Regions from separate parts of the Mus musculus genome. Here region 2 is linked to region 1. A link is a loop called in an ENCODE intact Hi-C map of the cell type or tissue named here. Cell type or tissue: heart. All regions are shown on one strand.

Evidence for each region. Peaks named below come from ENCODE experiments on the same cell type or tissue, not always from the same donor. Only the 100,000 strongest peaks of a DNase experiment are listed, where the experiment ranks them.
Region 2: a loop joins it to region 1, with 8 times the contacts of the local background. A loop is called at or near these places in 36 of 42 quality-filtered maps.

The regions. Positions count from the first base shown.
Region 1 is chr3:145,949,050-145,951,549 of GRCm38, forward strand. No RefSeq gene overlaps it. Among named protein-coding and RNA genes, the nearest start is that of 2410004B18Rik, 12 kb to the left of the region's middle. In heart, a CTCF peak has its summit at 1,129; a DNase peak (open chromatin) is centred at 1,212; H3K4me3 peaks cover 784 bases; H3K27ac peaks cover 1,179 bases.
Region 2 is chr3:146,176,535-146,179,034 of GRCm38, forward strand. Mcoln2 (mucolipin 2) reads left to right here. Exons shown (of 14, transcript NM_026656.5): 7 at 1-76. Among named protein-coding and RNA genes, the nearest start is that of Mcoln2, 28 kb to the left of the region's middle. In heart, a CTCF peak has its summit at 1,485; a DNase peak (open chromatin) is centred at 1,287; H3K4me3 peaks cover 724 bases; H3K27ac peaks cover 564 bases.

The DNA of each region.
Region 1 (2,500 bases):
AGGCAGAAAATCTACTATTCTCTTAATTTTCTACATATATCAGGTACATAGATATGCTAGACAAGATCAATATTCTTTTATTTAACATTTAACCTTTTCAGTCCTGCAAGGATTTTTCAAAAATCTATTTTTGGGGTGCTAGAGAGATGGCTCAGCCGTTAAGAGCACTTGCTGCTCTTGCAGACGGCCTAGGTTCTGGTCCCACCACCAATATTGAATGGCTCACAACCATCTGTTCCAGGGACTCTAGCACCTTCTCTGGACTTTGAGGGCACCTGCATGATTATGGTGCACATATATAGATTAGGGCACGTATGCGCACACACATGCATGTACACACACACAAAATGGTTTTAAAACTATTTACAAGTATTCAAGTTCATTGTATCATAATTTATCATTTAGTTACCAGACAATAAAGCTTCTCAAAAAAATTTACCACAATAAATAACACTATAGTGGGCATTTTAAGTCTTTGGTAAGAGTGTTGATCATGAATTTGCCTTTTTTAAGTTTTCAACATGAAATCATAAACGCTTAGAGTTCTTTGATTGGCTTGAATTTGTGCTCCTAACTTCTTCTCCTGTTGGGGGTTGGCGGGACCTCGAGCTTAGTCTCATGGAGCTCAGGTAGTCTTCTAAGTACCTGGTGGAGGATGACCTTAAACTCCTGATCCCCCTGCCTCCACCTCTTCCATTTGAGGGTTATATGAGCCACTATGCCCAGCTTCAGCTAACTTCGTGAGGCTACATTTGAATAACCGCTTTCAATGTTTCTGTGCACCTTGAAATTCTAAATGTTAAGCTTCCTACCACAAACTACCTCTTTGTACCAAGAACGTGGCGTTTCTTCTAGGCCCTCTTTTAGCTCTTCCCAAAAACCATGCTCCTGTTTTTAGACCGCTTCAAAAGCGGCCCTCGTCTGTGCTTCCGTTGAGAACCTGGTCGTTTTGCTTTCGGCAATAGAAATCGATGACTGAAATGGAGGAAAGACAAATTTGGAGTGAAAAGAACACTCCAGAAGAAAAAAAAAAAAAAAAAAAAAAAGCAAGTAAACCGGCCCCTCCCCTCCACTCCCGCAACTTTTATTTTACTAAAACAGGGTGGCAATTAGCAGAGACAAACCTTAGGTGGAGCTAGAGGCTGCTAAAAAACTGGCAACTGCCTGGAGCGCTAGAGCATCCCTTAGATCCGGGTTTTCCTTGCTGCTGGAGGCAGCCTGAGCTACCCCGAGAAGAGAGTACAGGCACTTCTCCCCGCTCCTACAGAAGGATGCCACCTGCTCATCCCGGTTTGAAGGGCTGAGGAAATCTCTCAGCCCCAGCTCCTGATAGAGTCTGTCTGAGGGTTAAAAAGCAGTGCCCAAGAGAGGATCTCTCAGGAGGAGTAACAGGACCCAGTCTCCCTCCTAGCCAGGGAATCACATTTCAGTCGCCTCCGAGCTGGCCGCATCTGTCACACCTGCCTAATTGGCTTATGACATCTGCAGAGCGCAGGAGAGCCTTGCATTTCATATGGGAAGCAGCTGGGGCACTGTGAGTCTGAGGCCAGCTTGAGCTAGAGGGCAGGTTCCAGGCCAGCATGCGCAACAGAGTGAAACTGTCTCTAGAAAACACAAAAATCCTACAACACTCTTGAAGGCAGGAAACAGCAAAAGTCACCATCCTGTCAGAGATAAAACCCGCACGAGTCTTCCTCCTGACCCCTCCCCCAACCCCCATGATGCTTTCTTCTTCACCCGCCCCTTGCCTTATCTTTGAAACATTTTCTTATGAATGAAATTCTCCCAGTTACTGAAGTCGCGATAAAAGCCCCTCCTTAATTGCCCCGACCGGAATGGAAACAGCAGTGTGTTTGTAATGGCTTCCCTGCCATTACAGTGTTATCATGTTGGTTTACAGGACAGCAGTGTATACTTAAAAATCACAATTATTACAATATAAAAGTAGGTGAAATAGGTTTAAATTTGCTCTTTTATTAATACAGGGACTCAATGTGTAGCTCATCACGGCCTCAAACTTCCTTTGTAGCACAGGTTGACCTCAAACTAGGAATTCTCCTGCCTCAGCCTCTCAATGCTTAGTAAGCATCCTAGCTCAGTGCTGGGATTACAGCCACTGCATGTGGCTTAGGAAAATATTTTCCTGACTGTTTGGCTAAATAGAAAATCCAACCTACCTGAGACCCTCAGCCTCAGCCTCAGCACCCCCTTCAGCCCTGAACCCCCTCGGCTTGTTTAACTCTTCCAGGCCGGGAACATGGCTCCCTTTTCAGCACCCTTTAACCACACAATCATGAAGTGCTCATTCACTGACAAGCCCTCTGGGTTTCTCTTCTCCTCAGTTCACTTAAGATAAAAGAAGTTGCAGAGAGAGAGGAGACAGCAGTCTGTCCTCTGACTGTACGTTAAATGTCCCCAAGGGCTCACATGTTGAAAGGCTCAGTCACCAGCCTGTGTCATTACCAGGAAGTGGTGGTGCCTTTAGAAGGCAGGACCTTGT
Region 2 (2,500 bases), 230 kb after region 1:
AGTGGGAAAATCAAAATCTATCTCAACAGCGAGGCCAACATCGAAGAGTGTAAAAACATGAACATATCTGGGTCTAGTAAGTGTACCGTTCAGCCTGTTGTCTGTGGGTTAGAGGAGGTTTGGGGGGCTTAGGGAACCCACGTGATTCGTATGGAAGGTGGTGGGGAAAACGTTTCAGAAAAACAGTTCAAACGCTAGTCCTGAGCGAGTGGTCCAAGTCAGCAAGTGTTTATTGTTTCTTGAGTCAGTGGTTTACGCAGTTCGCCTTTGCAGCAAGATGGCCTGGGTTTGCATTCTGGTTCTGTGAGCCACGGCTGGAGGCTTGGACCTATTGCTTGGCCTCTCTGTCTTAGCAGTTTTCTCTACAAAGCAAGAGCAATGGCTGTACTTATTGAGGGGGTTGGTGCCGAATGCTGGGAGCAGAAGTCATCAGAGTTGCTCCGCAACTCATCAGCGAGGAGAGGCCTTAGGGAGGGACATCTATGTGACCAGATCCTTGGGGTGCTATGGGTAGCCATAGCCAGGGAAGTATGGAAGGTCTGAGTAGGAAGGGAAATGATCATTTTGACCGAGCTCAGTGGGAATCCTGAATTCTCGGAGGAGGTATGTTCTGATCCAAGCCTTGGACAAAGGAGAAGAGTGGAGACCTCAGGGTGCATCTTGAATAAACACGGGGACATCTCCTCCGTCACCCGATGGTCCACATGCTTAAATAGCCTTGTTGAGCTAGCGATGACATCATGTACTGTAATCTCAGCTATGCAGGAAGAAACTGGGAGATTTTGACTTCAAGACCAGCCTAAACCACTTTGTGGGGGAGGGTGTTCCTGTCTCAAAAGAGGAGTGTAAGATATGTGCATCCTGCTTTGATTATTAGTGGTCAGGGCGATGTCTCTGAGTGTGGTGAACTGGCAAGCTCCGTTTACACGAACTCACTTGGGCCAGATGACCAGAAAGACAAATATGAGTCACGTGGTTTTTTATTCCAACAGGTGACTCATTCCTTTTCAGCTGTACAACGGCTGATGATTTCGAAGTTTTCTCTTTTTTTTTCTAGCTTTGGTTTCAGTCATTCCTCTAAAGGAAGCACACAGATTGGGTTCCTGATAAAATGGATTTTCTATTTCGCAGCAGATACTCAAAGACCAGCACCATCAAGGCAGTCCTCAGGTCCAAGTAAAGGCTGAAGCTATGTCTTGGTGGTGTGGGGGAACGTAACCTTTGCCATATATAAACTGTGATTTGCAATAGTCACTGTGAGACTGGACGTGTGCCTCATGGCTCCCCAATGATCCTCTCACCACGCATGCCAGAACGGAAGAGCTCTTGCTCCCCCCTGTGGCCAACAGAGAGAAGCAGACCTAAAATGTGATTCTTACGGCCATGTCTTAGAAACTCGACCTTATCACTAGGAAGACATGAATTTAAAATAAATCAAGGGGTTTTAAAAATCATTAAAAATATGAGGTTTAGAAACCAGTTTAGAAGATGGGTTGTGCTGCCTCTTCCATTTGAAGCCGTGGACTGAGAAGCTCTGCCTAAGAGAGGCCAGAGGCGCCACCTGGTGGGCACTGGCCGCTGTTGTCCAAGTATTCTGATGCTCTCTTCTCACCCAGCTTCCCAGCTGCTGCTTGCTTCCTCTTGGCGTTATCTACAATTATCCACATCTCCTCAAAGCAAAAACCGGTAATGTCCACGTTCACAGACATCTGCTTCCCAAGGAGCCTTCTCTGAGTGCGCTTCTGCTCTCCAGAACTTATATTTTATATACTATAGTTTATAGCCAGCCACACGAGGCTTTAGAAGAATGGGGTGGGCAGGGCTCCCTCTGATGGAGATGTAATGGTATATATTTATTGCAGAGCTGACAGTTAGTAAGCTTGGATAGCCCGAGTCAGAGTTCCTTAGGCAGATGGTGGGAGAGCGTCTGTGCACATCAGGTATCTGGGAGGGTGGAGTGAGTGGGGTGTGCCATTACTCAGAGTGGCAGGACATATTTCTGAACCAGTGTTTTCCAAACTCAGATTTGGAAGAGCTTTCTGAAATGCAATATGGCTTCAGTGGGGTAAGCAATCTATGGCTGCTGGATGTTCCCAACACTTGGGAAGCTGAGGCAGGAGAATTCCCACTACTTCACATTCAGCATAGGTTGCTGTGTTCGTTACTTTTTTGTTGTTGCTGAGATAAAACACCATGACCAAGGTGACCTAGAGAAGGAAGAATTTATTGGGGCTTACAGGATGAAAGTCCATCATGACAGGTAGACGTGGCAGCAGACCATAGACATGGAGACCTAAGCTGAGGGCTCACACCTTAACCTACAACCAAGAAGCAGAGAGAGGAGGAGTCGGGGGAGAAGGTGGTGGAGGGGAAAAGAGGGAGGCTGTGAGATGATGTCTTCTAGGCAAGCCACAGCCATTTCAAACACATTTCGTCCTCAGACTCAGCAGTTTCGAGTCAAAGGCCTTCCCTGGGAATGCATAAGACCAGGCGGGTCGAC